Regions from separate parts of the Homo sapiens genome. Here region 1 is linked to region 2. The links are chromatin loops, found by intact Hi-C in ENCODE. Cell type or tissue: GM12878. All regions are shown on one strand. Links, peaks and the distances in the headings refer to the core of each region. The heading gives the core; the rest is flanking DNA. Region 1 overlaps CHST11 (carbohydrate sulfotransferase 11). Region 2 overlaps CHST11 (carbohydrate sulfotransferase 11).

Region 1 (16,523 bases), core at 7,476-15,475, 100 kb before region 2:
GTGACAATTATCTTCAAGTTGTGGTTTCTTGGCTGGGATCTCTTTAGGCCTCAGTTCTATTTTGTGAGGAATAGGATAGTTAAAAGTAGATAATATAATCTGTAAATTTACTTATGATTCAGTTGTAAATGGTTATTCATTGAAATATGCTGAGAATGGTGGAATTATTGAGGTGGTCACTCCAGTTCATTTTGTGGTTGAGGATACCTGCCTGAGTTTCATAACTGACATGTAATTTGATATGACAGGTTAGATGGAGTTGTTTGTGGCCATTTGTATTCTTGATATAGTTAAAATTTTTTTAGGTTAACTGAAAATGGAAGGTCTGGTGTCTAGATGAACAAAAAATGGGAAGTCTGATGTTTCCTTCCCGGACCCCTTTTGTGGCACAGTGTCCACTAGGATTTTGGAACTCCAGGACTAGACCTGCCTTGAATGTCATTGGTTATTGTCAAACCTGCCATTGTCAACTCTGGGTAAAAGTACAGTGTTAACCTGGTGCCAGTTCTAGCGGTGGTGGAGGCTTAGTTTGGCTTTAGATAAGCTGTATGGGGAGGGCTGATATTTCCAGCATCACCAGGACTTGGGTTCTGTCTCATGTAGATATGGATAGAGACAAAGAAACCTGGTAATGGAAGTGTTTCAGTCCTTATCATTCTCTGGCTTGAATCGTTATCTTAAATGCCTTGGGAGAAGAAACTCACAAAGGCAACTCAAGTGAAAGAAGCTGGTGGCTGGGTTTCTGTTAGAAACTGTTAACTTCGAAGAATCTCAGAAGAGGGAAACCACAGAGGCCCCTCTAAGGTAGTGTTGTAACAGGACACTTAACATTTCTTAACGGTTGTCATATTTTACCTTTAATATCATTGCATAAGGTCACTCATTATAGTGAAAAGAGCACAGAATTTGGAGTCTGGACACCAGCTTTTAGGATTTGGCTGTTCCCTATATCCATTTGACATCATTCAAGATATTTTTGTTAAATGCTTACTAAGAGTTAAGCTCTGTTCTAGGTGTAGAATCAAACAGGTGAAAATCCATGTCCTCATGGAACATACATCATAGTGGGGGAGACACAATAACAAATGGATATTAAATTATAGAGTATGTTGGAAGGTGACAAATGCTACGGGAGGCGGGGAAGCAAGGAAGGGGGATGTGAAGTGGCAGTGGTGGGGGGATTGAAATTTTAAATAGGATTGTCAGGGAAGTTCTCTCTGCAAAGGTCGCTTTAAAGATTGAAGGAGATGAGGGTAGATGGGAGATGAACCAATGAAATAGTAAAGATATTTATTGGATATTATTTACCGAAGGCCAACTTGGGTCAGGCATTGAATATAGATTACTCCCCCATGGGACTCGTATAATGTATACGCTATAATTACCACCATTTTACAAGGGGGGAAACTGAAGCATAGAGCATTATCACTTGTCTAAGGTCCCCAGGAGAGGAATGGATGGAATAAAAACCAAACCCGGCTGTATGACTTCATATCCGCTGCTCTGAACATCTGGGAGGGCTCTCATTTGGGCATTACTCTTCCCATCCACCCTAAAGATTGGCGAGAATGATTGCAGTTTAGTGATAGACATTCTGCGAAGGGTGGGACCTTTCTGCCCATCAAAGAATCATTCTGCCCAAATGCCACCAATGCCCCTCCTTGAGAAACAGCTCAAAACTCTATGTGTAAACAGCATCTGGCGTAGTACTTGGCTGCATCCCATGACTTGGGCAAGTGCCTGGCAAGTGTAGGGGCTTAATAATTGATTGAATGAGTGACTGAGTGAAAGTCGCAGACAAGAGATTTGGTCCCCTCATTTGCCAAGTGAAGGTAGTAATGTTACCTCTTTTATGGGTGGCGGTGGTAAAGATTAAATGAGAAGTTAGATGTGAAAATGCATTGGGAATGGATGTAAACCTATGTAACAAAACTGCATGTCCTGCACATGTATCCTGGAACTTAAAATTAAATAAAATTAAATTTTAAGAAAAGAAAAAATGAATGTAAAAGCAGTATAAACATGTTGTTGTTATGATAAATTACCTGTGTGGTTCCTCGTTCAAGGATGTGAATCTCCATGTCAACAAGATGCTGTTCTATTTAATTCTGTTTGAAACCTGAGCAAGTTTTTATCCTTTTAACATGTGCGTCCTACACTGTAAGATTTACTGAAAGGATCTGACTTCTATAAGTGTGAGGCTCCTGTGAATATCTTCTCTCTGTATGTGCTCACCCTCTGTCTGCCGTACTAACAGGCATACCCGCTGCCAAGGCCAAAACTGTGTAGCAATTTGCAAAGCAGAGTTTATATTTGGTCAGAAATCAGCCTTGTGTTTTTTTGCTGAATGCAGTGACCGCAGCATTTCCTCCCAATTATGCACTTAATTACTCCTCAGGTTCCCATTAGCTTTAACTAGTGACACTTGGGAAATAACAGGCACTGGTCAATGCCATTTCTGAAGCTGAACTCCGAGGAGGATGAAAAGCAGTCATTTCAGAAAAATAACAGTGGTAGCATGGCAGCCTGTATGTGAGCAGTTGTTGGGTGGGTTAGCATGGCTCATTGCACAGGACAGCATCAATTGGCCCTATGTCTCCACATTGGGCTTGTTCTGTGCTGAGGAGGACTTTAAGGGCTCTTCCTGTATAGGGGTCAGTCCTTCCCACTGCTTAACTGCAGGTGTCATGGAGCTTGCTCTGTGGCTGGCATTTGTAGCTGGGGCACAGACCCATTTCCTCCCTTCTTCACCAGACCAGGTGCTGAAATTTAGTTCAAAGACTCCATAACCCTGATCTGGGCTAGGCCCGGCATTCTTCAACCTGAGGCCAGGCTCACATTTGAAATAGTCCCTGTTAGGCTGCAGAGTTATCATAGAGGAAGGGGAGCATATTTGTCAGGGCTCACATTTCTTTACAAGTTGAAAAAGTTTCTATCTTTTTAAGCACCCAGACCTCTTTCCATTCCACCTAATCATTGATTTAGACTATTTGTTTGCAACTGGTTTGGGACCTCCTTCTTCCCCCATAGGGGACAGGTGGCAATGTCTGGAGACATTTTGGGTTGTCATTAACTGGGGAAGGTGTGCTACTGGCATTTAGTGAGTGGAGGCCAGGGATGCTGTTAAACATCCTACAATGGATAGGATAGACTTCCCCACAACAAAGAATAGGCCAGCTCAAAATATCAATAGTCGGGAAACCCTGTATTAGTCTGTTCTTATGCTGCTGTGAAGAAATACCTCAGACTGGGTAATTTATAAAGGAAAGAGGTTTAATTGACTCACAGTTCTGCATGGCTGGGGAGGCCTCAGGAAACTTAAAATCATGGCAGAAGGCACCTCTTCACAGGGCAGCAGGAGAGAGAATGTGTGCAAGCAGGGGAAATACCAGACACTGATAAAGCCATCAGATCTCATGAGACTCACTCACTATCATGAGAACAGCATGGGGGAAACCACCCCCATGATCCAACTAACTCCACTTGGTCCTGCCCTTGACACATGGGGATTATTGCAATTCAAGGTGAGATTTGGATGGGGACACAGTCAAACCATATCAAACCCTTATTTGATTCAACATTTTTCTGATGCTTTATGAAAAAAACCAGTAACAACAATGACCACTTACCAAATACTTGCTCTGTATCAAACAGTATGTCAGCTGCTGTATTTGGATTATCCATCCTATTTAATCCCCACCACAACCTTGTGAGATGCACATTTACCAATCCCATTATACAGGTGAGGAAACTGAGGCTTAGAGAGGTGAAGGAGCCTGCCTAATCGGAAAGCTGGAACAGGATCCTGGCTCAGGTCTAACTGACAGCAAACACTGTACTCTTCACCTCACTAGTATGCCCATCTCCATGTTCTTGGTTTCAGATAATTAGGTCAAGAAGTAATTATTTCATAAAGGCCTTAAGCTCAGCTGTAAACTCTGTAAGTGGGACATTCAATGATAGCCCCTTCTCTTCTTACCCTACACGCTATCCCTGGTGAGCTCATCCTCTCTTGGGGCCTGGGGTATCATCTGTGTTTAGATGACGCTCATGTCTTTCTTCAACTTGGATGTGACCTTGGGTCGAAGTCTAGTTCATGTATTACCTCTTGTGTTACCATCCATCCCCTCTTGGTCAGAATGAGGGGATAGATGTCCTTCCTGTCATCCCTGTGGTACTTTGTGTGTGTACATCTCTAATATTACTCATTCTGATACATTGACTCCTTCAGGGAAGGGGCCATGTCTTGTTTAGCACAATATCCCAACATCTCCAATAGAGCCTGGTACATAATGGTCACTCAGTAACTATTTGCTAAAAGAAGGAATACACTGATGGTAATTGGTCACTAAGAAGAAAATCCCCCTTTTTGGGATAGCGGGTATGGAATTTTCAATGCTGATTTGATTTTCATTTTGATTCTATGGTGAGCTGTCACTTAAGAGAGCCAAGAACAACCCCTTTTATACCATGGCTAAATGTGAACAGCCAAAAAGTGAACAACTGTCAAAGTTGTAGGAATTGCATCACTGTAACCACAAAGGTAATTAAATGTGTCCCAGAAAGGGATCTGCTAATTTGGTTTGCAACGGGAGGGTCTGAGACAAGACTTCTGTAGAGCAACACTGTCCAGTGGAAATACACTGCTGCTGCACACAGAACTAAATCTTCCGGTAGCCATTTTTACATTGAAAAAAGTGAAAAGAAACAGGTGAGATTAATACCTGAAATATTGCAACAGGTACTCAATATTAAAACTCACTGCAATATTTTACATATTTTTGGTACTAAGTCTCCAGAAATCCAATGTGTATTTTTACAGGACATCTAAATTCAGGCTAGCTGCATTTCAAATGCTTACTAGCCATACGTGACTAGGGCTACTGTAATGTATAGTGTAGCTCTAAAGTGTTAGAGAACCTTTTCTACATTGAACTAGGGCTTTTTTTGGTCTCCCCTCACCCTAATTTAAAAAAAAAATTTATGGTGACAGAATCTTGCTCTGTCACCCAGGCTGGAATGCAGTGGCATGATCATAGTTCACTGCAACTTTGACCTCCTGGGCTCAAGGAATTCTCCTCAGCCTCCCAAGTAGCTGGGACTACAGGTGTGCACCATCACACTTAGCTAATTTTTGATTTTTTTTTTCTTTTTTTTTTTTTTGTAGAGACAGGGTCTAGTTATGTTGCCCAGGCTGGTCTCAAATGCCTGGGCTCAAGGGATCTTGCCTCAGCCTCCTGAAGTACTGGGAGTACAGGCGTGAGCCATTGCGCCCGCCCCTTCCATTTTCTTAAGGGGATGTTGTCTTTCCTGGGTTTTAGCTATACCCTTTGGGAATAATATTGATTATCTTAAGGCTCAACATGTTAAATACAAGATATTGGCTGCAAAGTTTTATACACACACACACACACACACACCCCTCTAAAGTCATTTCAGGCCTCTAAGGTATCTTCAGAGTCTTCTAGTTAATCAGTCGCTATCTGAAGCTTGATTGTGCTATTGAGATCTTGACACAGTCTGCCATGTAGCAAGAGCAACTGTTACTAGCTCCATTCTACAGATGAGGCAATGGAGACTCAGAAGGATTTAGGGAATTGCTTAAATTTTGTTTCAAATGGTTCTAATACCAACGTTTAGCTGCAAAGTCTGGCCCAAGGAACATTCATTCTATTAGGGTGGATGTAAACACACATACTTCACTGTCTTATGGGGCCAGATGCGATTGCTGTTACAAAGAGAGACAAACTGTGAAGGAAAGGGAGAGGAGGGTGATTGATTTTGGTGGTGGTGGTGATGGTGGTGGTTGTGGTGGTGGTGGTGGAAGGAAACCTTCCAGGGAAAGTTGAGGTTGGCACCGGGCTCTGAAGGATGAGTAGAAATTTGCTGGCGGAATCTGGGAAGGGAGAGGAAAGACATTCCAGGTGAGGACGCCTGCCAGAGCAGGGAGTGGGGCAGTGAGGAGAGTGATGTCTGGGAATACGGGAGCCCAGGGGTGGAGAGGTGAACCTGGATGGCTCTGAATGCTCTAAAGTTTGAGTTTTATTCTTGGTACCAGGGAGCCACAGAAGGTTTAGTGTCTCCTGTTTTTCAGATGATGAAATTTAAGCTGAATTTAAACTCTCTTGTTTCATTAGAAAGGCAGTAGTTTCAAACTCACTTTCTCAAAATGAACTCGGGGCCATTTGGAAATCGTTTCTATTATCATCATTTAATGGGAGGTAAGATTATTCATGAACGACTAAAGTGCAAAGTAAGAAAGAGCTTAAAGGCACTCTGTAGTGGGATTTGAAACTCCTCTGTTTTGCATTGCTCGGGCCAAAATTATAGGCCATGGAGGTTAAATTTCAGTCTCTCAGTTGCTAATGGTGCCCTAGCTTCACCCTCAGAGGGCTCTGGAAGCAGTGGCAGGAGAAAGGGAAAGTGTGTAAATAGTCGCAGGGAAGAGAGTTTCTTGCTTCAGTGGGAGCTCATGGGTGTATCCGGGTCAGGCTGCAGCTGTTGGGCTGCCCTAGAGATGAGCAGTGAAGGATGGAGAACAAAGTCTGCTGCTTCCTCCTGGAAGCGAGACCCAAGTTCACTGTGTGTGGGGTCTGAGTGCATTGTACCCCTGAAAGATGCCGCCCTGTGTCCTCTTTAAATCAAAAGACTGCCTCTTTTTTTAGGCTCCCCTTCCTGGGCTGTGGGAGAGGGCATGGGGCTATTGTAGAGCTCATACACAATGTAAAAAGGCATCTCTCTGTGGCTTTCACAGTCACTTCTGGGGGCCATTGTGCTTGGTACAAAGCTGAGGGCTGCCTGTATTTTCTCTGCTAGACTGTAGCACTTGACGCCTGTCGATGAATAATTGAGAGCTGGTTTTCTCATAGGGGCATCTCACCACCTTTGATCCCCTTTATTTTCCGTTAAAACATCACCATCATCACCACCACCACCACCACCACCACCGCGACCACTACAACCACGACAGGGAGAACTCTTCCAAAGGCTTAATTGAAAAAGAAACTAATATAATGTAATCACAGATATGCAGCGTGTTTTAAAGGGGGCATGTGGACAGGCAAGCTAAAAGGGTTTCTGGATTTACACTTGCAAACTTATAAAGATTTAGGGATTAGAGATTGGAAGGTCTAATTGAGGTAGTACTTATTATTGGAAGCCTATGCAAAGGTATTGGAATGGGGATTATTTTGCAATTGGAAGAATTAGTGAAATCCTTTAAGAGCGAAGGTTTCATTATATATAGGGTTTTCTGTATAATTTTGCTATTCAAAAATGGAAGTGCAGGTTTGAGATCAGAAACTGAACAGGCAATCTTTTAGTTAATTGTAATAAAACAGCTTTCTTTGGGAGAGTGTGAGCCATCATCCGAACGACAATTATGTGCTTAAAAATATTAACTCGGAATAGTGGCCTTGCTCACTTTAGGATAATCCATTGCATTCAGGAGGGGAGCAGCTCAGGGCTCTTTCTTGGGACTCTGCAGAGAATTCTTTCAAGGCTTATGCTGACTTTGTTTCCTGTGCCTGTAAAAGCAAAATGAGATTTTTAAAAATAAATCCAGGGCTGATAGTAAGTGCCTTCCTGCAAATGAGATTTGAGGGATGTGCAGGATGTTGTCATTGGAAAGTCACAGCAACATTCCTTTTTTATTTTCATGGGAAATAAACAAGGAATGGATTAGGAACACAGAGGTCATTGCTGAGTGTTCGATCTGTTATAAAACTCCAACAAAGTAGAAAGGGCATTGGGTGGGCATTGGGTGGGGCATCAGGGATCTTGGGTTCTTGTCCCAGTTCTTCTGCCCCCTTTGGGGACCCCACATGTGTTACTAACAATGTAGATGTTGGCAGTTTTCAAACTACTCCTCTAAGCCGAAGCATGGGGGAAGGTCCTTGGACGGCGGTAGGGGGTCCCAGTAAACCCCACCCCCATCAGAGTGGCTCCTTGCTTATCTGTTTCATATTTTTGGGTTCTGAGTAAAATTTTGTTAGAATTAAGTATTTCAGGGCTAAAACCAACAATTTTGCAGTTGACTACTTAGACTATTTAGACTATTTCTAAGGTCTCTTCCCAACTCAGATCTGATGCTATTAGCAGTTCTCAAAATCAATACACATTTACATGAGGGTTAAATCATAATTAAAATGAATAATTACTGTTCATGCAGTATGAACTGTCTGACATCTCTCCACCCCTCCATCCAGCACTCAAACATTTATTGACCAAATATTTATCTGAGCAAAGAGACAAATCTAAATAAGACTTAGTTCCTGCCTACAAATAACTTGCAATTTAGCAAGTGGTGACAGACCCATAATTGTTAGCTGTAATGCTTTATAATAATGGCTGTGGGTGGCTAGGAAAAAAAAAAGAGTAATTAGTTTAGGGGAGGTCAGGGAACTTGACAGAGGAAGGAACATTTGAGCTGGGCTCTGGTCATTTGTTCAGTTATTTAACAAGCATTTGTTGAATGGCTACTGTTTGTGCCAGGACTGTTCCTGTGCTAGGGAAACAGCAGGGGACAAAACAGACAATGATCCCTATCTTAATAGAGCTCACGTTCTTGGCATAAAATTTATCAAGGGGCAAGGTTGGTGGCCCCACTGGCTCCTTCACCATCATCTCCCTCCCCTGCCCTATGATGCCTCAGAGTAAAGCAGCATTATATATATATATATATATATATATATATATATTTCTGATTATGAAATTAATTCAAGTGTATTATAGAGAATTTTGAAAAAAGGAACTTACTTCCAAAAAAAGTTACCCCAATCCCTGCCATATATATGCATATATATATGTATTTATATGTATATATCCATGGAAAAATAGACCAGAAGGTCAAGAGATTTTTCCTGGGTGGCAGGGATTAGGGATGAATTTTTTTGAAAGTAGGTCCCATATATATATATATGACTTTTTTTTAGAAGCGGGTCCCTTATATTATATATATTTACAAAGATATATTTTAAAAAGTTATCCCTCATATATTATTATAAATGTATACATTTATAAATAAATATATTATAATATATACATATATGTAATACTTGTAATATATAATTACATATATGTAGTTATATATGTATAAATTATAATTATATATAAATATAAATAATAATATATAATATAATATATTATATATTATAATAAATATATAAATAAATAGAATTATAATTATAAAAATTATAATAAACACATGCAAAAACAATATTACATATATGTTATATGTAATAGCATATGTTACACATATATGTAATATATGTAATATGTACACATGTAGTATATACACATATGTGAATAATATATACATATGTTATACACACATATAATATATACACATATATGTAAGATATGTAATATATGTGTGTATATATATTTACAAAGATGAAATCGTCAGGCTTACAGTGTATTTTGCTTTTTCCATGTAGCACCGAATCATGGGCATTTTCTCATGTCATTCAGTTTTCTCTGACAACACTGTAATATTCCATCAGATGGATGTATTTTCATTTTGCCATTCTCCTTTGTTGAATATTTTTGAGAAAGATTTTCCCTTTTAAAAAAATGCCGTTTTTTTTGTAAACTAAACTTTTGTCTGAGTTTCTTAATGTCCCTTTCAGATAAAATTTCAGAGGGGCAATTCAGAGGTTATAAACCTTTGAAGGCTCTTGATAAGTGTAACCAAATTATTTTCTAGAAGATTGTATCTATTGATGCTCCAACCAGCAGTGTGTGAATATGTCCATCTTACTATATCCCAGCTCCTTTGATTAAGCTGTCATCCAGATTCCTGATGGAGCCTTCCTCTATCTCAACATTCATGCTTGCATTGAGTTTTTGGTCCATACTAGATTATAGGCTTCTGGAGGCCACAAACTGTGTCCCCAGTCCCTGGCGTATGACAGACTTGTAATAAAATAAATGTTTGTTGCATACATGCTTGCATGTCTGAATGAATGAGCCAAGGAAGGTAAGGAGAGGTTTCACTTGATCTGGGAAGAGAACAGAACTTTCTTCAGATGTCACAAAGTATCTTATTAATGGGCTTCCAGGGATAGGGGGATTCATGAATGGACAAGTAGCTTGCTGTAAAGCCACCTCCATACCCTCAGTGCCTGTCCAAGAGTCCTATAATAGATCATCCTTAGGATTCAAATTCAATGAAAAGATACATTTTCACTGCTACTCACTAGGTACCCATTACAGGTGTTAAATCATTTAGTCTTCTCCACAGCCTGGCGAGGAGAACTGGCCTCATCCTCATTTTTAGGTGGGACTCAGAGAAGTTTTGTAATTAACTTAAAGTAACCCAGCTAGTAGTTGGTGGAGCTCGGATGCCCTGGCTCATCTGACTCAAAGTGCTCTAATAAGAACTTCTCTCTGCAAAGCGTGGGCTGGCATCTGCGAGAAAAATTTCTTTTTGTGATTTAGGAGGAAAAACATATGGAGAAACCCTATTGTCTGAATGCTGCGTCTCTCCCTAATTCATGTGTTGAAACCTAATCCCCAATATGAGGCTCTTAGAAGGTGGTGGTCTTTGGGACGTGATTAGGTCATGAGGGAGCCCTCATGAATGGGATTAGTGCCCTTATAAAAGAGACCCCAGAGAGACCCTCACCTCTTGTGCCATGGGAGGACACAGTGAGAACCAGGAAGTGGGACCTTTCCAGACACCAAATCTGCCAGTGCCTCGATCTTGGACTTTCCAGCCTCCAGAACTGTTTGAGCAATAAATTTCTGTAGTTTACAAGCCACCTAGTGCAGGATATTTTGATATAGCAGTCCAAATGGACTAAGACAAGGAACGATCCTTGAGCTGAAAGGAAAATGAACAATTGCTCTGCAGTTGGAAAGACACAATGATAGCTCTAGGAGGCATTGTGCACTCAATTGTCCTCAACTGATTGGAGAAAGGAATTCAGTTATGAGGAAGTTCATTTAGTGAGAAGGTCTAAGAGCTCTTCACATGTCTCCTATGACTCTAAGAAGGGTGATGGCTGGCAGCACCCTGAGAATGAAGCCTCTCCAGGGAGCTGTGTGTTGATGGGGCTCTCAAGTTTGGGAAGCAACCCCCCTAACAGGAAGTGGGGGTGGGAGACAGGGAGAGAAAAACCAAAGCAAACCCATAACTCAAACTGTATCTTTCTTCTTGCAAAAGTGAAAGACATTGCTGATCGTTACACACACACACACAAACACACACGGCAGATGGAGCTTCCTGTGTAGTATTTCTGTTACTTATATCTCCAGAAGGAAGGCCTGGGTATATTTTAATTTTATTATTTTCTTTTCTTAAACATTAAAAAAATGATTTCCACTAGCCCATACCAGAGACCCCAAAATACACTGTAAGTAAAAATGTGATGTTTGCCACGTGAATGCAGTGCCAGCACCTCTCTTCCACCAGGTCCACGTCCCTAAGCCTTTTTATATCTGAATTCTGGAGTCTCCACTGACCCCTTCCCCATAGTCTCTTTTATGTACACCCTGACTTCCCAGCAGCAGAGTGCCGAGATGGAAGCGGATGAGGGGAAGTGAGAATAAGTCTAAAATAGCTGTCTATTAGGTTTCCTGTTAAGTAGGATGTGGTCAGTTAGCTTCGGTTATCTGTAAGTCTAGTTCAGGCTGTTCCTGTTAACAGCTGAGTATTCACGGGGCCCCAGAGCATGGAGGTGCTTGCCTGGGAAGGAAAGCAATTATCAGAAATGTTGGGGCCCAGTCACTACCTTGAGGAAAACCGGTGGGATTTAGCCTTTTGGGAAATAAAGGTGGTGTTCCCTGTGGCCATCAGCAGCAGTGGCAGGCAATTTCAAGAGCTTCAGGAGGTGACTGGAACCATCTAGTCTCTGGTCATTTGGGGGATGAGATGACATGGTTTGGTTCTTAACACATAGTGGGAGAGGCAGTGAACTGGTGCCTTCATTCTAGGGGGTTATTGAAAAGGAGGTTTTTAAAACTGGAAATGACAACATGGAAGGAGCCTTTAAACAGTGCATGTCCAAGGCATGTCCAAGGAAAAGCCGTTTTCAAAAGAGTCACCTGTCTTTACTTGGCATTTCCAAACTTGCCTCAGATATCTTTCTGAGGGACTCTTAACGTATTGGTAGAAATTGGATGCAACTCCTTCCTTTCCCAACCCAACTCAAATTGGTTTAAGCAAAAAAAAAGGGCCCCCCCTTTTTTTTGGCTCAGGGAACTGAGCCAAACTCAGTGTGGCAGAGACCAAGCACCCTAGCATGTGATTGTTCATGCTGTGTCTGTCTCCTCATGGTGGCAAGATGGCTGCCTGCGGTTCCAGCCTCCATCCTAGCCTTTCAGCAGTCCCAGTAGAAAGAGAGAGTACTTCTTTTTTCCAGCAGTTTCCACAAAAGTTCTGGAATGTAAAGTTCTTAAGGGCAGGGATTTTTATATTTTGTTTACTGTCATCCCCAGCTCCTAGAACGGTGCCTGTCCTACAGCAAGTGTTCAGTAAAAATCTGTTGAGTGAGCAAATCTCATTGGTGTGGCCGGGATCACATGCCCAGTTTGAGAGTAAGGTTGGGAGTGAGAGAAAGAAAACTGGAGATGCTCTTATCCAAGACAGGCATCAGATCTTGTTTTTCTGATGAATAACAACCAAGAGAGGCAAGAGGTAAAAAATATATAATTAGATTTTAAAAAGTCTTGCACTCTTAGGTAGTAGGTAGTATGCTAGGAAGTTTTTTGCCACTAGGAAAACCTATTTGGACTGAAAATGGCCGCATGAACTTTTGATTCTGTTTACCTCCTGTTGCTAGAAGACAAATGTGTTCCTATGGCTTGAAGAAGCCACAGGACATATTTTTCTCATGTATGCATGCCACTTGTTGAAGATGGCTCACCACCATGTCTGCCTTCCTGCCAGTGGGAAGAGGGAGAGAGGTCCAGCGGAGGGCATTCCCCTTGGATCCATCACTTTTGCTTAAATCTCACTTAGCTCCAGCCATTTATGTCTGTGGGGGAGGCTGGGAAAGGTAGTCTTCATTCCGTGTGGTCATGTGCTAAACTTGTGTTTTCTTTATTCTAAAGGAAGACAGAGAATGGATATTGGGGGTCAACCAGGAGTTCTGCTGCAAAAGGTTCTATACTTTAGTTGGTCAGTGCTCTGAGCCCCTGTTGAATTCAGGCCTATCTTTCATAAACATCTGCTTAGTCAGTGCACTGAGTTGATAGTGTCCCCGCCCCCCCCTCCAAATTCATGTTCTTCCTGGAACCTCAGAATGTGACTTGACTTGGAAATAGGGGCATTGCAAATATAGTTAGTTAAGATGAAGTCAACCAGGTGCAGTGGCTCCCACCTGTAATCCCAGCACTTTGGGAGGCTGAGGTGGGTGGATCACGAGGTCAGGAGTTTGAGACCAGCCTGGCCAAGATGGTGAAACCCCGTCTCTACTAAAAAATACAAAAAATTAGCTGGGCATGGTGGCGGGTGCCTGTAATCCCAGCTACTCAGGAGGCTGAGGCAGGAGAATTGCTTAAACCTGGGAGGCGGAGGTTGCAGTGAGCTGAGATCGTGCCACTGCACCCCAGCCTGGGCTACAGAGCAAGATTCCATCTCAAAAAAAAAAAAAAAAAAAAGATGAAGTCATATTAGAGGACAGTGTGCCCTTAATCCAATATGACTAGCGTCCTTATTATAAGAGGAGAAGAGACACAGAAACACACATAAGACCGTGTGATAATGGAGGCAGAGACTGGATTGATGCTGCCATGAGCCAAGGAATGCCAGGAGCCACCAGAAGCTGGAAGAAACAAGAAAGGATCCTTCTCTAGAGGCCTCAGAGAGGGCATGGATGGGCCTGCCAACATCTTGATTTTGGACTTGTGGTCTCCAGAACCATGAAGGAATACATTTCTATTGTATTAAGCCACCAAGTTTGTGGCACTTTGTTATAGCAGTCCTGGGAAAATACTGCAGTCTGAAGGAACACATTTCTTGCCTTGACCCAGTAGGGATTCTTTCCAGTTGGAGTCAGGGGATGTGGCTTCTTAGCTTCACCCCTGTGCCGGGATGTGACTCAGCAGAGGTCACTTAACCTCTCTGTGCCGTACTTTCCAGCTATGAAATGGGAAGAGAGCTGCCTTTCTGCTCTGCTGTAACACTGCAAAGGTACAGCCTTTCATGACTTCTCATTGCACCCAGAAGAGAAACCCAAATCCTTAGCCTGACTTCAAGGTCCCGCCTCACTGAGGCCTGCCTGGTCCCACTTCCTTGTTCCCCTGCCCAGCTGGACTTGCGCCACTCTGCCTTCTTTCAGTGCCTTATGAGCACCACACTCTTGCCACGTCACGAATTTTGCACTTGCCGTTCCCTGTGCTTGGCGTGCTTTTCCTTCAGGTCCCGTTTAATGTTGCTTCCTCGTATTGGCCTTCCCAGTTGGGTGCGCTGGAATAAGTTATCACTTAAAAAAAGTAATCTACTGTCATACTTTACAATTTTTAGAATTTGGCCCAGCTTTTTAAGCCACTGAAAGAAATGGTTTCAAAAACCAAACCTGGGTGCAGTCACCTGAGCCCACTGTTCCAGCTGGTGGCTTCCTTCTGTAGGGAGCGGTCATGGATTCTCTCACGCGTCGATGGGGGGCAACGATATCAGATATGGCAAAGATTGGCTAAGAAAGGGAAGGCATTTTTGGAGAGGGCTTTGGGGTTTCTGATACCTAAATGTCTCATCCAAGTGAACAGAGTATTTACTCGTCTATGACTTGAAAAAAGAATATCTTTTTGATGTTATTGTAAATAGGACTGTTTCCTTCCTTCTTTCCTTCCTTCCTTCCTTCCTTCCTCTCTCCCTCCCTCCGTCCCTCTTTTCCTTCCTTTCTCTTGCATTTTTTTTTTTTGGAGTTTTGTTCTTGTTGCCCAGGCTGGAGTGCAATGGTATGATCTTGGCTCACTGCAGCCTCCACCTCCCATGTTCAAGCAATTCTCCTGCCTCAGCCTCCCGAGTAGCTGGGATTACAGGAACCCGCCACAATGCCTGGCTAATTTTATTGTATATATATATATTTTTTAGTAGAGACAGGGTTTCACCATGTTGGCCAGGCTGGTTTCAAACTCCTGACCTCAAGCGATCCACCCACCTCAGCCTCCCCAGGATTGTTTTCTTGATTTTATTTTTGGATAGATTGTTGCTGATATAAAGAATGTATGGCTCTTTTTTTTTTTCCTATTCCTCACTACCTTCTGCCTTCCTTTCGCCTTCCCCCATCCCTTCTCTTTGCTGAAGACGGTGTGTCATCTGGGGTAACCCTGGGTATTTACGAGCCAGTGGAGGCTGCTCTGCCACCTGGGGCTGCTGGGCCCCAGAGCCACATCAAACAGGGAGCCCCCCCCCGCAAAAATGAAAGGAGGCCATGTCAAATGGGCAGCTGGTGTTTACTTCTTTTAAGTTTAGGCACATCCTTTACATCCACATGGCTTTATTTTTTAGGCAAGTGGGCTCACCACTTTCCTAGACCATGTGGCCACTGCCTCCCTTCCCTTTCCCCACCCTCAGTGTCATTTTGGCTTTTCCCACAGAGGAAAGGCTCACAGAACTCCAACGTGGTTCTGCTTGCTTAGATCGATGAGACAAGATTTTGGTCCTTTGAGCAAGGTAGGAGTTGTTGTAATAAGAGCTGACAATTATGGAGGACCTAGTGTGTGCCCGGAGCTTCACACACATTGCCTCAAATTCTCACAACGGCCTCATAAGGTACATGTTACCTGGACAAAGACAGCAGCTCAGAGAACTCATTCCACTTACCCAAGGTTGCAGATTTCAACTCGGTCCCAACTCACTCCAGAGTCTGTGCATCCCCCCACTTAAGACTTTAATGTCTTAAAAATGTCCCCACTTCTTCTGTCTTTTAGTGGCTTCACGTCTGAAGTCTCTGCTTACTTTTTGGAACAGATGGTGGTTCTCATAGACTTGGCCCGGAGTCAGCATGGGAGAAAGTCATCCTGTCTGAAACAGTGCTGATTCGGGTCACCACAGATTCAAGGTTTCTAACCTTGGCTCTACTTAAGAACAACTTGGACATCCTTTCATGTAGTTCATTGATACCCACATGCCTCCTGGTGCAATATCTCCAAAACTGGACTCCTGCATCTTCACATGCTCACCCTTCACACCCCATCCATTCTCCACACCCTTCACATCCCAGTTCCTGAAGGCAGGTCCCTTGGTTACAGTCTCTCCCCATGCATTTGGTTGTTTTTTGTTGAGATGGAGTCTTGCTCTGTCGCCCAGACTGGAGTGCAGTGACGTGATCTCAGCTCACTGCAACCTCTGCTTCCTGGGTTCAAGAGATTCTTCTGCCTCAGCCTCTCGAGTAGCTGGGATTACAGGTGCCAGCCACCATGCCCGGCTAATTTTTGTATTTTTAGTAGAGACAGGATTTTGCCATGTTGGCCAAGCTGGTCTTGAACTCCTGACCTCAGGTGATCGGCCTGCCTCGGCCTCTCAAAGTGCTGGGATTACAGGCGTGAGCCACCGTGCCCGGCCTCCCCATGCA
Region 2 (16,523 bases), core at 4,279-12,278:
GACACATGAAAAAATGCTCATCATCACTGGCCATCAGAGAAATGCAAATCAAAACCACAGTGAGATACCATCTCACACCAGTTAGAATGGCAATCATTAAAAAGTCCGGAAACAACAGGTGCTGGAGAGGATGTGGAGAAATAGGAACACTTTTACACTGTTGGTGGGAGTGTAAACTAGTTCAACCATTGTGGAAGTCAGTGTGGCGATTCCTCAGGGATCTAGAACTAGAAATACCATTTGACCCAGCCATCCCATTACTGGGTATATACCCAAAGGATTATAAATCATGCTGCTATAAAGACACATGCACACATGTTAATTGTGGCACTATTCGCAATAGGAAAGACTTGGAGCCAACCCAAATGTCCAACAATGATAGACTGGATTAAGAAAATGTGGCACATATACACCATGGAATACTATGCAGCCATAAAAAATGATGAGTTCATGTCCTTTGTAGGGACATGGATGAAGCTGGAAACCATCATTCTCAGCAAACTATCGCAAGGACAAAAAACCAAACACCGCATGTTCTCACTCATAGGTGGGAATTGAACAATGAGAACACTTGAACACAGGAAGGGGAACATCACACACTGGGGTCTGTTGTGGGGTGGGGGTTGGGGGAGGGATAGCATTAGGAGATATACCTAATGTAAATGACGAGTTAATGGGTGCAGCACACCAACATGGCACATGTATGCCTATGTAACAAACCTGTACATTGTGCACATGTACCCTAAAACTTAAAGTATAATTAAAAAAAAAGAAAAAAAGAAAGAAAAAGGAACTATTAAAAATGACTGTAGAGGCCGGGCGTGGTGACTCATGCCTGTAATCCCAGGTCTTTGGGAGGCCAAGGCAGGTGAATCATTTGAGTTCACTAGTTCAAGACCAGCCTGGCCAACATGATGAAACCCCATCTTTACTGAAAATACAAAGAAATGAGCCGGCGTGGTGGCATGCACCTGCAATTCCAGCTACTCAGGAGGCTGAGGCACAAGAATTACTTGAACCCAGGAGGCAGAGGTTGCAGTGAGCCGAGACTGTGCCACTGCACCCCAGCCTGAGTTACAGAGTGAGATCCTGTCTCAAAAAAAAAAAAAGAGTGTAGGACCACAGGCCCACAGGCATAAACTGGGATGATCCCAGGGTGACGGGGCTTTGTGTTTGCCCTAAACAGGATACACAATCCAGTAAACAAGTATTTTCTGAGTGTCTGCTGTGTGCCAGACAGTGTTCTTGCTATGAACAGAAAAGGCCCCAGGAGCTTGCCATTAAGGGATGCAGGAGGAACTGGGGACAGGGATGAGGCCATGTCAGGTGGGGACAGTGCTCTGAGGAAGACATGAAAGGTAGTGGCATTGCAGGGATGAGGGTGCCAGGAAGGCCTCTGCGAGTCCTCTGTGATAATCCGGGTGAAGGGGGTCTTAACTTAGACAACTGATAGGCAAAGAAAGGCCTGGGAGCAGGAACATCTGTCCGTTTGAAGGAAGTTTCCTGGGTGTGTTCTGAGTGAGCTGCTGAGTGGCCAGCAGGTGCTGTTCTGTGGGGTTGGGTGGAGTGCAGGTTGCAGCCTGGCCTGCATGAGCCAGCTGTCAGGGTAAAGGATGCCGAGCCACAGAGTGGTCCTCTTCTGAAGGAGGCTGTTCTGCAGGCAACAGGTTTGGAGGCCACTGCTTCGTCAGAAGGGCCCGTCCTGCCCTTTCCTACTTCGGCAGTGCTCAGAAATTGCTTATCGGGGTATTCCTTGGTCTCTGCCTGGGGAGTAGAGGAACTCAACATTGTAAATAAAAGGGTTAGCTTCTTCAAAATTCATTCTTGTCTTCTATTGTTAGAAACCAAAGCTCATGCACGAATGCCACCCACCCTGTGATTACAAACCATGGCCCTCGGGTGGGTGGGTGGCATGTGTGCATGAGCTTTGGTCTCTAAAATAGAAGTGTGAGAACTGTTCTCTCTTATGCCTGTTCCCTCCCAAGTACAGTATATCCATGTCAACTTACTCACAGGCGTGATGGTGGTTCACGTTAAGTATTCACTGTGCTTCTCAGTGGCAGGAGAGCTTTTCTTGCCTTAGCCTACTGTGTCCTCCCAGGAACTCTATGAACTAAGTACTGTGTTTATTCCTGCTTTCAAGATGTGGAAGCTGAGACCCAGAGAGGTGAAACCTAAGGAGCCCAAGGTCACACGCTTGGAAGAACAGGGGCTGGAATCCCTGACACAGTGGGCCTAGCGGAAGCCAGGGCAGGTATTAGCAGGCCCATTTTGCAGAGGGGAAGACTGAGGTGCAGTGATGCAAAATGTGTGGTGGAGGGCTGGGCCTGGAATCTGGGAGTTCTGGTTCCGGGTGACCGTCCACTAGAAAGGGAAAGGTGGCAGAACCATATATATGAGCCTGTTACTTGTTCAAGGACTTGGTCAGGGGCCTCACAGAACTTGGAAAAGAGCAACGGACTCTTCAGAGAAGTTCTTCAGAGAAGAGCTCTGAACTGGAGAGCAAGAGCTGGGAGCACCTCCCATGGCTGCAGTCTCTGGTCATTTCCAAAGCCCAGGAGAAGGCTGCATTTGGTCAACCACCCACTTCCATTTAGCCAGGGCCTTTAAATCATTCCCAAATCCTTAAAAATCACCTGGAATGTGTTTAAAAGGGCAGATTTCTGGGCCTCGAGATAGGCCTATTGAATCCGGATCTGGATTTTGGGGGCCTAGGAATCTGCATTGACACCACTCCAGGCTGCGCTGAGGGACATTCACGTTCCTCCAACATTCATGTTGCCATTAAGGGATGGAGGAGGAACTGGGGACAGGGATGAGGCCATGTCGGGTGGGGACAGTGCTCTGAGGAAGACATTCAGGGTGGTGGCATTGCAGGGGTGAGGGTGCCAGGAACATTCATATTGGAGAATCCCTGGACCTCGGTACTAAGACTCCAGAGGGGTGGAAATGACTGTGGGTTCAGTCTAAGGCTCCAGGTGGGGTGCTTCAACAAAAGACCATGGTCACTCAGGGCCAGGGCAAAGGTTATTATCAGCAGCCCCAGACACTTTGGGGACGTGCTGGAAATATCTGCCTGACAGAGTGTTTCTGTTTTGCACCGGTATGATTCGTGTATCTGAGGGCTGCAGCCCTTCATTTTTTTTTTTTTTTTTTTTTTTTTTTTGGTATTTAAGAAAATGGTAAAATACACATAACATAAAATTTACCATTTTAACCATTTTTAGTGTACAGTTCAGTGGCATGAAGTACATTCACGTTGTGTTCATGCAGCCCAAACTTGAGAGCTCTTTTTGGAACACTCCAGGAAAGAAGGGCTGTGTACACACTAGGTGCTTAATAAGTGCTTTCAGATGACAGTGGGGTGGTGGGATTATCGGGGTGGTAGGCTACATTATCATGGATTAAGTAAGCATTCCCACTCTGTACTTTCTTAGGCAACTTAACTTCAGTCTGTAATGCTGAGGCAGACACTAGTGAGCTACGTTTAACACTTCATTTCTATTTCTGGGTGAAGCAGGATGATGAGTTCATTGTCTGGTCAATGCCAAGGGCAACTTCCCCTGCTTTCCTAGGCTCCCATGGCAGAATAGAGGATATCTGTGAAAAATCCAAATTTTCCTCCTATGTGTGTGTCGGGTAAGGGCAGCCCACAGTTATGACTGGGGCTCCAGTTTCAAATGCCGCTGACTCAAGACCGATCTGGTTGAGAACCAAACAAATGGGCCTTTTTATACTGAAGAGGAGATTTTTCTTACCACGTGTCAACAAAAGATCTGTAGACAATCTTGTTATACATTTCACACTGCTGACTTCATAAGTACAACAGCACTCACGACCCCTTTACATTTTTTGGTGTATTTGGGTTTATTTCTGTGGTTACCATGCACTGAGGGAAGTCCACAAAAGCCAGCCTGTTCAGGGCTGGAGCACGGTGCCAGTGGAATTTTGGTGAACTTCACAGCGGTAGAAGGGAGTGGACTGGGAGGTGCAGAAGTAGTGAATTTTGCAGCCGGAAGGAATCTTATATAGACTAAATCCCCCCTTATTTATAGATGAGGATATCAAGACCCAGCAACAGGGGGTGGTTCTGACCTGAGGTCACATCGCTGGTTAGGATCTCAGCCCATCACTGACTTCCTGGTCTCCAGACCCATTGACTTGCCACTGCTCGGATCTTCCCAGTCGTTGAACCCCGAGTTCCGTTGAACTAGATGCCTTGTAATATAATACACCTAACGATAAGTTTTCCTGAATTGAATATTCTTCCGAAAATCATTTATAGATTTGGTGACTTCTCCATTTTTCTTTTCCTGCATTTGGGTAGAATCAATCTTTGGCTCTGAGCAGATCTTTCTGTTTGAGTGTCTTTCCTAAGATCTTTATCTTTCTGGTTGCATTTTCAGAACCCCCTGCCTCTATTGTGATGAGAGCGCTGGGTCCGTTGGCTGTCTCTCTGGGATGACAGCACGAGTTGAAAAGTGGAGAATTGAGTCATCGGCTTTCTGGCGTGGTTTATTCTGTCCCAGAATCCCTAAGTCCTGTCTGATACTATTTAGTCACTGTCCTTGCAGTGTGAAAAGTGATTCACATGTAAGCCATGGAAAGCGCTCAGCAAGCTCTCTGAGACAGGAATTCTTGAGGAGGCAAAAGCCAACAGTGTTAATTGGAGATAGAGAGATAGGAATTCTTGAGGAGGCTGTGAAAAGCCAACAGTGTTAATTGGAGATAGACTGCCATGTGAGAGCCAAACCCCTCATGTTCTCAGGTAAAAGCTAGGAAAATGTTAGGCTCTTGTGACATGCAGTTGTCTCAGCTTCAAAGCTGGATTAATTAACTCACGTAATGCAAAATGTTTGTTGAGGGCCTATTTTGGGCCTGGTCCTACTCAAAGTAGCAACAAAAAGCAACTTGATGCTGTCTTTGACCAGAAGAAGCCATGAGAAGGTGCCCAGGTACTTATCAAAGGGCTTGGTTACATGCCCCTGTTTCCTTGTTACCCTTAAGCAATGAGAGAGAGATGCTTGAAGAAGAGCAGAAGCTCTGCTTGCTCTTTAAGCTTGGCGAGGGTTGGGTCTGTTTCCCCTCCTCCATTCCTGGGCTCCTAGTACCATGTGGTTGCTCAGTGAATATCTGCTCTTTCTTTTTAGCCTTCATGTGGGAGGCAGTTGTTGTGTAGAGGGAATAAGACTAGACTTGGGTCCAATTTACCTGGGTTGAAGTCTTTGCCCCACCACTTTGCTCTTGTCCCTGGACAAGTCACTTGATGTTGCCCAGCCTCCATTTTTGTTGCATCAATAGAGTGGAGATGCCAGCGATTGATCTTGTGACCTTGGGGGCATCACTTAACCTCCCTGACCTTGGATTTCTCATCTTTAAAATGAGGGACACTGAAGATGAGTGTGGAGCACATGTCGGAACAGACAATGAAACAGGCATTCGTTATTATCATTCCCATGTCAGAAATGGGCTACTATCTTACTGTTTTATCTCAAATGTAATTTCAAGAGAATGATACATGGTAACGTGGGTAACTTTCATTTGTCAATGTGTGGATGCGCCGCCCCTCTCCCCGGGGTGTATTCCTCAGCAGCCCGGCAGGGGAGGGCACATCCACACATTGCCTGCTTTAAATCTGTTGCCCGCTCTAATTGTGTAGACCCACTACACCCAACCAGCTTGTATCCCACAGATGGAAGGTAATTTGAATAACTGTTTAAGCCAAAATGTAATTGGAGATAAAAGCTAAATGTCTAAGGTCTAGCAGTATCAAGATGACCAGAAGTGATGCATTGGATCCTCTGCTGCTTCTGAATCATCTGGGTTAATTACCGTACTCTCCACCAGCTTTGGTCATCAAGGAGCACACAGAATCATTGCTTATAATTGAAGACTGTGGACAATGATCACATAAGATCATCCCTAAGTTACCAGTCCCTTTTATTCTAATGGACATTTGAAGAAAAAGGCCTGAACTTTCAATAAAAGCGTCGTCTTTTTGCTTTCAAGGCCCTTCAGCTAGTTCATTAGGGGATTGAAGCCAGACATCATTTGTGACTTTCCCCCTACATTTGGGGAATGGGGGATAGAATATCTTTTGTGGTTTTTGTTTACAAGAAGGAAGATTTCAGGCTTGAGCTGGAGTACGAAAGGAAATTGAAACTAAAGATTGGGTTCTGGATTTGACTAAAGTTTCTAATATTGTTCAGCCACAATAAAGCCAAAAGCGTTCACTGTATGCTCTGGCTGATATAGTAAAGCATGGGCATTTAAGAAAAGGGTTAATTAGGTCAATTAGATTAGATGTTAGGCTGCCTGTTTCTAAATACCATGGGATGTAATTTATTTCAGTGGAGCTTTAAGCCCTCATGCATGGTAGACATGTCGATTATGGATAAATTAAAGGCAAAATAAATGAATATTCAGTATGTCAGACACAATCAGAGAATGGTAGAAAAATATGTAACTTAACTTTCAACCTCTATAACAGCTAGGATTGTGCCCCATGCAAAGCTTCCTGGAAGTTTGGGAGCCCAATTTTTTCTCTCTACTTGTTGTAATTTACTTCTAGGATATAGCTGGGCCAGGAGGATTTTGTCAAGAAATGGGTGCTCAGTCTTCTGAGGCTCCATACTTCAGTTGGAAGGAAGGGGAATTTTCATATTTCTTGTTTTCTTTTTTTGTAGAGACGGGGTTTCAAGTCCAGGCTGGTCTTGAACTCCTGGCCTCAAGCAATCCTCCTGCCTTGGCTTCCCAAAGTGCTGGGATTAAAAGCATGAGCCACTGCACCTAGCCTGGGTTTTCATATTTCTTATAATTGTCTCAGAACTTTCAGTTCCAATACACTCATCGTGAAAAGCAAGTGAAGCCTTGAATATTGATGTTTATTGAGATCAGGACAAAGTGAAAGGCAAAAATCTGAGTGCCTTTTCTGCCTTTTCTGGTGTTTTTCTGGCCCTCCTGTTCTGTCCTGATTTCTGTCCCTGAACTCCTGACCTTGGACATGCAGGAGCTACTTCTCCCATCAGCCTTTTCTGAGTAGAACCTCTGATAAATGGATGCTTCTTGCATCCTTATCCTTGAGGACTTTGGACTCTGATCCCAAGGGTGTTGGCCTTCATTAGCTTCAGGGTGTTGACTTGCATTAGCTTCTGCTGGGGGAACAACCTCAAGCTTGGCCAGGTGGCAGATATCTGGAAGTCTTCATGACATACTAATATTTGTTGAGATATTAGTACTATCTATGTTTATATATGTATATCTGTGTTTATGATTCAAGCACAGCTGTGTCAACTGTTTAACAAAGTTTTATGGGAGAAAGCTTGATAATTGAGGAAAATTTATCCCTATTTATTTATTTGAACCACAACTTCTTGTAGTTTTTCAGACTTTGAGAAAGCTGGTTATGATTTGATGTAGTGGCCAAACATTGTCGAGTGACTGGAAACCGTTGATTTAAAGGAACACTGCCTGGGATTTCTGGCCTCAGTGAGGGCTGAGGCAGTTATTTGGTGGGCAGGAGGGTGGGGAGGGTCTTTCTGGGTACTGCTGAAGACCCACTACCTCTGTCTAACCTGACAGAGACTTCCCCAGCTGTTCATGACATCCAGGGCAGTGACCTTGGCTGTGTGAGGAGTGGCTCGGGCACAGGTGGTCTCAAAGGGCCTGTTACCCTGGAGCTGCCTCCCTGCATCTTAGCAAGCCTCAGAAGGCACAGGGCATTTTGATGCTGTGGCACTTTGCCATTTGAATTTGAGGAGATTTGTCTTGGCTTGGAAAACAAAGCATTCAACTTGTAGCAAACTAAAAGAAAAAGGAAGAGAAGTTGAGAACAAACACTCCATCCAGGAGTTTGGGCTTTGAGATGGGGATGGGGATGGGACGGAGGGAGGTGGAAAGGAAGTAAGGGATGCACTACGTCATTATCGTCAGCATCATCATTCTATCCTTATTTCATCCAGTCTAAGAAGACTATGGTTGTAGGATGCATCCTTATTTGCGAGAAATTGAAATATGGAAATGTGCGCCTGAGAGTTGTGGCAGCCAATGCACTCAGTGCTTTCCGCTCATGTCCTCCTCTTAATAACTTTATCAGGCAGGTTCTCTCATTATTTCCATCTTATTGGTGAGCAAACTGAGATGCAGGGGGTTAAGAAGCTTGCAGAAGATCACTCTGCTGGCCAGTGGAGGGGCCAGGATTTGAGGCAGGAATTCTAACACCCTTAGAGCCTACCCTTGGCTACAGTGCTCTGCTCCTGAGCAATGAAATCAGCGTTGGGGTAGTCATGTGTGTGTGCGTGTGTTTGTGCTTGAAGACTTTGATGTCAGCATTTTGACCAGATGTGTCAGACAGATATGTTGCCCCTGCCCCATCACCTTTACTGAGTTACTTAAACCCCAGGCCCCTGTTTTCATGTTATTATCTTTACTAAGGGATGCAACTGGAGTTTAAGTTCTTTCTGTGCATTTCACGTCCCCTCTGCACGCCCTTCTCATGGGGCCAATCACTGTTGGGAACACTCAGAGATAATAAACATTTCCCTGCTGTATCATCCTAGAGGATCTGTCATTTATTAACTGTGTACCGTTGGCAAGAACCTCTCTGCACTTGTTTCCTCATCTGTATGATAGAAATAATACATCTCGGGATGGTAGTGAGGAAGGGAGGGTTATATAAAATGACTTCCACTGAAGTGCCTGCCTGGCATTCAGCATTGTATAGAGCCGGAACTCCAAATGTCTTCTGCTTGTACCTGTTTTCCTTCTCCCCAAGTCACCCAGCTCACAGGTGGCCGCAAGCTCTGAACTGGAACTGTTTCTAACACATCTGGCTGCTTCCCCTAGAGACAGACATGCAAATAGCTTCATATCCTCTTGTAGCTGTAACCATTTGCAGACACCTTATTGTCTTACAGCTTTTTAATTTGCCTGCACAAATAGACCTGCCTGGCCAACTTGGAGGGAATTTTAATATCTAAGTGCGGCCACATACATATGTGTTGTATACTGGGGCCATGCCTTCCTGCTTATCAAGGCAACAGAAATCTTGTACATGGTTTTCTTACTTTCTGGATAAAGATGGGACCTTGTCTCTCCATTTTGTCATAACACTTTTTTATCTTTACTTTAAGATGAAACCCTCCTTAAAATTGTGAGTGTTTCCCTGGATTTCCCTGGGGAGAAACCACTACAGTGGCTTTGATTCTTTTTCCCCTCCTTGGGATCATTCTGATCCCATTCCATATCTTTGGAGGGTCTATGGAATGGGGCTCAGCTTTGCATCTTGGATTCACAAGAAGGGAAGCAGGGAGTGAGGGAGATTGGGGGACCGTGGGCGTGTTTCATCAGATGCAGCTCCAATGGCCTTTTCCCTCTGACCATATTTCAACAACCACACTTGACACACAGCCTAGCCTCCCCCAAAGCTCACGTGTGCACCCTCTGCCCCTGTCTGGGGCCTCCCCTATTCATTTTCAGATCGATTCTGACACCTGCTTTTATCTCCCTTACCCCTTCAGCACTTCTTGATGGCAGCAACTTAAGTTATACTTAAGCATCCTATATTCCTAAAATATGCAGAAATTAAACAAATGCCTTGTGCTCTCAGTTTTCAAAGATCTCTCTCTTTTTTTTGAGGATGGAGTCTCACTCTGTCGCCCAGGCTGGAGTGTAGTGGCGAGATCTCAGCTCACTGCAACCTCTGCCTCCTGGGTTCAAGCAAGTCTCCTGCCTCAGCCTTCTGAGTAGCTGGGATTACAGGCACCTGCCACCACACCCAGCTAATTTTTGTATTTTTAGTAGAGATGGGGTTTCACCATGTTAACCGGGCTGGTCCCAAACTCCCGACCTCAAGTGATCCGCCCTCCTCGGCCTCCCAAAGTGCTGGGATTACAGGCGTGAGCCACCGCACCCCGTCCAAAGATCCCTTGAGTAAAAATATTCACATCAGTGGCTGCAGATAGATAATTGTTTGGTTTTTGTTGGGGAAATTCCAACTCTTTGTTTAGAACTTGCCTGATTTTCAGTAGCATCTCTAACACTTAGAGTTGATTTGGATCTGGCATTATGTTGAGTCATCATTTTTAGTGGGAAGAATACTATACAATGTGAAAGAAAGTGTAAAAAGTACTCTATTTTAACAAAGTTGTTTTCTTTCTCTTTCTTCTTTTTTTTTTTTTTTCACAGCGTCTTACTCTGTCACCCAGGGTGGAGTGCAGTGGTAGAATCTACGCTCACTGCAACCTCTGCCTCCCGGGTTCAAGCGCTTCTTATGCCTCAGCCTCCCCAGTAGCTGGGACTACGGGTATATGCCACCATGCCTGGCTAATTTTTGTATTTTTAGTAGAGATGGGGTTTTACCACGTTAGCCAGACTGGTCTTGAACTCCTGACCTCAGCTGATCCCCCTTCCTCAGCCTCCCAAAGTGCTGGGATTACAGGCGTGAGCCACCATGCCCTGCCTGTTTTCACTTTCATATGCTGTCTTTTATATGTGTATGTGTGTTTACACAACCAAGGTCCCGACCCACATAATATTTTGAATTCTGTTGCTTTAACTTAAAGCAGCGGTTTAAGTGGTTAATTTAAACTCCATTTTCATGTCTTCATGTTATTTTAATAACAGTAGCATTTTTTGATTGGTCCAAGATTATAGGAATAATTTCATAAATGATAGTTCATATCCTAGAGTGTTTCCAATTTTTGGCCACTAGAAGGGAAATTCTATAGCAAACATCTTTGCGCGTCCATCTTTTAGTTTCTGTTGAATTAATCCCTCGGTGTAATTTCCCAAGAGGGAAATTGCTGGATTTGAAGGGTGTAAACATCATCATGGCTCCAGTAATGCAGTGCACGTGGGGAGATTTTTAAAATCAGTGTTCTCTCTGTTGGCATCTTGTGCCAGAAAAATGTCAGAAGAAAATAATGCGAATGAACAATTAAAAAGCTAATCCCCTCTTTAACTCTTAAAAATATGGAAATGAAATAGGGGTTTTGGTCCATGGATGCTGCCTGGGAAGCCCCAGCTCTGTTACTGCAGGCATGCCTTTCCTTGGGGGAGAGATCGTCTTTCCAGCTATCTTTGCTTCTGGAGAAAAGATGCTCACAGTACTTGTTCAACAGCCGCACTTCAGCCTCCTGCACTTGCCTCGTACTCACCTTCAGCAATGCCAAAGCGCTTAGGCCTCCAGCATACATCATCAACGCCTTCTGTCTGTTAACTGTGCAACAGCTCCTCTCTGATTTGTGAAATAATTGTGTGTCCACTGATTAATGTGTATGTTTTAAAACAGTGAGATTTGGGTTGGAATAGAAGAGGGTTTTGAGATACTCTCAAATAATTAGAAAGACAAGGGAGTGGACAATTAGAAATGGGAACTAATTATGGCTTATTGAGCACTTACCTTGGGCCAGGCCCTGCTCGAAACACGTGACATGGATGAACTTATTCAGTCCCCACAACAACTCTACTAGGTAGGCAAATTGTTCTCCCCATTTTATAGGTGAGATAACTGAGGCCAAGAGATTGAGTATATTGTCAAGGACACACAAGATGGGAACCCATGTGTATCAGTTTGCTAGGGCTGCCATGACAAATTCCCACACACTGGGTGGCTTTAAACCACAGAAATTTGTTCTCCCATGGTTCTAAAGGGAGACCAGAGGTCCAAAATCAAGGTGTCAGCAGGGCCGTGTTCCCTCTGAAGGCCCTAGGGAAGAATCCCTCCTTGCCTCTTCCTGGCTTCTGGTGGCTCCCAGCAATCCTAGGCATGTCCTGGCCTGTAGCTGCATCACTTGAATCTCTGCCTCTGTCTTCCATGGCCCTCTTCCCTGTGTGTGTCTCTGTGGGTCCCCTCCTCTTCTCATAAGGACACTAGTCTGACCTCACTTAATTTAACTCATTATATCTGCAAAGACTCTATTTCCGGAGGTCACCTTCTGAGGTTCCCAGTGGATATGTATTTGGAAGGGACACTGTGCAATCCACTATATCACGGTCATAGCACGTCACAGTGGATTGTACACTGCAATCCATGGTTGCAGGTCCCTAGTGGATATGAATTTTGGAGGGACACTGTGCAGTCCACTGTACCATGGTCATAGCCAGGACCTGTTCCTGCCTTCTAGGACAAGAGTGGAGAAAAGGGAAAGAAAGCAGAAGCCTGGGTAGGCTCAGGGTTTGCCCAGGTGCTCTTGAGATGGACAAAGAATGGGCGAAAATCCCTTGGGCTTTTAAAAGGTTGTGTGGCCGGGAGGGACTGGAGCCCTGGGCGAGATGCCTGCCTGAGTGAGGTGGGGTTGCTGGGCACAGTCAGACTGTGTGAAGACTGTGTGAGTGTGAGATTATCCTGGGCAGAACTAAACAGCTTTCTGGACTCAAGGGGAGGAGGCAGGTTTGGAGTTAATGCCCCGCCATGCTTGAGTAGCTTAAATAAAGGTTACCTGGACTATTTCCTTTCTCCAGCAGCTACGTTACTCTGTCTCTGAAGCCATGGGGGAACCCCAGAGGCAGACATCAGCGTGTCCAGGTTGTAAAATCAGACTTGGAGCGCCAGGCAGGGAAGAAAGCACTTCGGCATGTTTTCTGCCTCACTGCAAAATAAATGTATAAGCATTCCAGGGAAACTGCAGGGAGAGGGGAACATTCTTCAGCAGGCAAGGAAGGATAAATGCAAAGTAAACGTATAAGGCTTATAATTACTCATTTGAAGTGTGTAAAATGTAATTAATATGATCTGTGTTGCAGTGCTGTCTCTCTTGTTTTATTTAAGTGAACATAAAATGTAATTTATGAGGACTTCCCCAGGTTAACTGCCAATATCAATTCCTTGAACTGCGTTTTTTCCACAGCGTCTTAAGTTTCTCAGCAATAAAGTTCTTCTACTACTGTGGGGGTTTTCAGGGACAATTTATGCTGAGGTTTGGGGTAGGGGCTGGTTCTCCTTTACCCCAGACACTCACACCCTCCGCCCCTTAGGCCAGCCTGAAGATGCCAATTCCTATCAGTTATCTTCTCTGTTAATGTGAGGTCTTTTTCATGTCACTGTGATGACAGTGGTATACAGAAAAGGCTTCTAATAAAATTAAACTCACAAATCTAGGAAGCTACCTTTAAATTTCGAATCTTACTCTTCTATTCATAAGCCTTCAACAGATACATTTAGGGTGGCCTTTAATTAATATTTGGTCCTTTAACACACTTAATCTTCTGATAACAATTTAAATTGCATCTAAAATGTCATCTATTTACAGTTATTTTTGAATACTTCATTTGCCCAATTAATGAACAAGCATTTATTTATTCATTTGTTTATTTATTTTGAGATAGGGTCTCAAGCGGTTGCCCAGACTAGAGTGCAGTGGCAGGATCATGGCTCACTGCAGCCTCAACCTCCTGGGCTCAAGCTGTCCTCCCACTTCAGCCTCCCCAGTGGCTGGGACTACAGGCGTGCACCACCACACCTTGGTGGTGTTTGTATTTTTTGTAGAGATGGGGTTTTGTCCTGTTGCCCAGGCAGGTCTCGAACACCTGGGCTCAAGCAATCCACCCGCCTTAGCCTTCCAAAGTGCTGGGATTACATGTGTTCACCATCCTGCCCGGCTCAAGTATTTACATAATAGAAATCTAATGCCTCAAACTTAGAAATATGGTGAATCTTAAGATTTATTTATTTATTTATTTATTTATTTATTTATTTATTGTTTCAGACTCTTCAATTCGTTAGAGATTAAGTTTGTTTTTTGTTTTTTGTTTTTTTTTTTTGAGATGGAGTCTCACTCTGTCACCCGGGCTGGAGGAGATTAGGTTTTTTAAAATGCTCTAGTATTATATATAAACTTAGATTTCAGCTTAAAATTTCAAATCAAATAAATTGTTCAATTAAGTCTTTCATATTGTATTGCAATGTAGATCTATTCAAAGAGGCCAAAATCTTGAAAATATTAATATTATGGGTTGATTCTTAAACATCTCTATACTTATTTTAAAAACAGTTTTATTGAAATACTATTTACATGTAAAATTCACCCACTTTAAGTGTAGAATTCAATGAATTTTAGCATATTTATAGAGCCGTACAGCATCCCCGCAGTCTAATTTTAGAACATTTCCATCACCCTAGAAAGAAACTCTGTGTCTATTTATTGTCACTTGCCATCCCCACCCCTGGCCTTAGGCAATTGCTGGTCTACTTTCTGTGTCTATGTACTTACCAGTTCTGGACATTTTTTGCACTTCATTTGCAATCATCCTAGGTTTTTAAGAAAACAATTTTGGCATCTCAAACAATATTGGGGTCACCTTCTCAAGCCACTTTTCGGGTTACAGCCTCAGAAGGCTGAAGCTGCTTTCTTCAGAACTGAGCTCTGCTCTGAGTGGGTTCCTGCAGCCTATGACCCAGACTTGAGTCACAGACTGGCTCATTCCAATGTCTTGCCGCCAAAGACCAGACCCACCCAGGTGGCTTCCTTATGTCTTGATTCCTTCCTTGCCTGCCTCGGGCTCACAAACAGCTTTAAGACTTAGTTAAGTGAGAGCTGACTGAAGTCCATCCCGGTGATGTTTGACCTAAGGTCACTGTTCTAAAGTTCTGTACATGACAGCCATGCTCCATTGCCCACCTGCCATCCTTACAGCACCAACTTGGAGGCCACCAGCCAACCTGCTCACCAGCAGCCTCTGGGCTCCGCCTCAGGGTGTTGCTCCACGTCCCAGCAAAACAGCTTAAAAAGCAAAACCGCAGCCAGGAGTTGCATAGATACCTGAACACCCGTGTTCATAGCAGCATGAGTCACGGTGGCCAGAAGGTGGAAGCAACCCTAATGCCCATCAGTGGATGAATGAATAGTGGTATGTATGATGGGATATTATTCAGAATAATAATATGTCAGAATAACGAAATTCTCATACATCCTACAGCATGGATGGACTTAGAAAACATTACGCTAAGTGAAAAAAGCCAGACACAAAAGGACAGACACTGTATGATCCTACTTGTATGAAGTACTTAGAATATTCTAATTCAGCTGGGTTTGGTGGCTCACATCTGTAATTCCAGCACTTTGGGAGGCCGAGGTGGGTGGATTGCTTGAGTCCAGGAATTCAAGGCAAGCCTGGGCAACATGGCGAAACCCATCTCTATAAAAAAAATTCAAAAATTAGTCAATGATGGTGGCCTGTGTCTGTAGTCCCAGCTACTCTGAAGGTTGAGGTGGGAGGATTGCTTGAGACTGGAAGGCAGAGGTTGCAGTGAGCCAAGATTGTACCACTGCACTCCAGCCTGAGTGACACAGCAAGATCTTGTCTCAAAAAAAAAAAAAAAAAAATTCAAATTCATAGAGACAGGAAATAGAATGGGGGTTACCAGGGACAAGAGAGACGGGAATGGGGAGTTGTTATTTAATAAGTACAAAGTGATGTATAGTTGGTGATAGTTGCACAAGAATGTGAATGTACTTAATGCCACTGACCTGGACACCTGAAAGTGGTCAAAATGGTAAATTTTATGTTATGTGTATTTTATCACAATAACAAAAAAGCAAAACTGCAGTTGTATTATTTCTTGCCTTGAAGAACTTATTCAAGGGTTCTGGTTTGACTACAGAATCAAATGAATGCTTTTTCGGTTTGGCCTCAAATCCTTTTCTGGGATGACTTAAAGTTCCCAGCACTTTGGGAGGCTGAGGCAGGCGGATCACCTGAGGTCAGGAGTTCAAGACCAGCGTGGTCAACATGGTGAAACCCCGTCTCTACGAAAATACAAAAATTAGCTGGGCGTGGTGGCACATGCCTGTAATCCCAGCTACTCGGGAGGCTGAGGCAGGAGAATTGCTTGAATCCGGGAGGAGGAGGCTGCAGTGAGCCAAGATGGCGCCACTGCACTCCAGCCTGGGCAACAAAGCGAGACTCTGTCTCAAAATTAAATAAATAAATAAATAAATAAATGAAGATGCCTCACCCTAGCTGGCCCGTCCCTTGGCTATTAGGTGCCGCATGACCCTTGTAAGTACCTACACCCAGGCCCCTGGCCTCGTTGGCCCCATCTGGCACAGTTTCTCCCCCTCCTCTTCTCCAGATGGCCTGCACGTGCGCTGTCTATGTGCGCACCTGTTCCTCATGTCTAGCTGATCCAGCATCCCCAGACTCTTCCAAGATACAAATCCCCTGGGGTGCTCATCAAGCTTGAAGCTTCCCAGGCCCCTTTGTAGGAGAATCTGATTCAGAAGGGCTGGGAATATATGTTTTTTAAATAAGTACCTCGGATGACTCTTATCAGGAAAGTTTAGAAGACCTTGGACTGGGGTGACTGTATTTCAAAACGGTTTAGTTTCCTGTCTTTTGGGAAAGGCACTTCCATTCATTCATTTATTCATTCAGCCCTGAATTTAGGCCCCTTTTAGGAACCGAGGATATTGTGATAGACAAGACAGTCCAAGTCCTTTTGCTCATGAAACTTAGGGTCTCGTGGTGGCAACAGACAACAGCCAATAAAGCATTTAAGATAAAAAGACAGGAGAGAATCAATG

The links. A loop is a pair of places that touch in the nucleus more often than their neighbours do. Peaks named below come from ENCODE experiments on the same cell type or tissue, not always from the same donor. Only the 100,000 strongest peaks of a DNase experiment are listed, where the experiment ranks them.
Region 1: a loop joins it to region 2, with 2.5 times the contacts of the local background. A loop is called at or near these places in 2 of 110 quality-filtered maps.

What each region holds. Positions count from the first base shown.
Region 1 is chr12:104,466,993-104,483,515 of GRCh38, forward strand. The region is part of intron 1 of CHST11 (carbohydrate sulfotransferase 11); the gene reads left to right. Among named protein-coding and RNA genes, the nearest start is that of CHST11, 18 kb to the left of the region's middle. RefSeq lists enhancers at 6,442-6,581, 6,538-6,707, 11,729-11,778, 15,940-16,440. In GM12878, for the core only: no CTCF peak of the experiment used is centred there; a DNase peak (open chromatin) is centred at 11,589; H3K4me3 peaks cover 2,402 bases; H3K27ac peaks cover 3,832 bases.
Region 2 is chr12:104,574,097-104,590,619 of GRCh38, forward strand. All of the region lies in intron 1 of CHST11 (carbohydrate sulfotransferase 11), which reads left to right. Among named protein-coding and RNA genes, the nearest start is that of MIR3922, 9.3 kb to the right of the region's middle. RefSeq lists enhancers at 6,019-6,128, 8,797-8,846, 9,673-9,742. In GM12878, for the core only: no CTCF peak of the experiment used is centred there; DNase peaks (open chromatin) are centred at 6,185, 8,835 and 9,428; H3K4me3 peaks cover 1,774 bases; H3K27ac peaks cover 1,829 bases.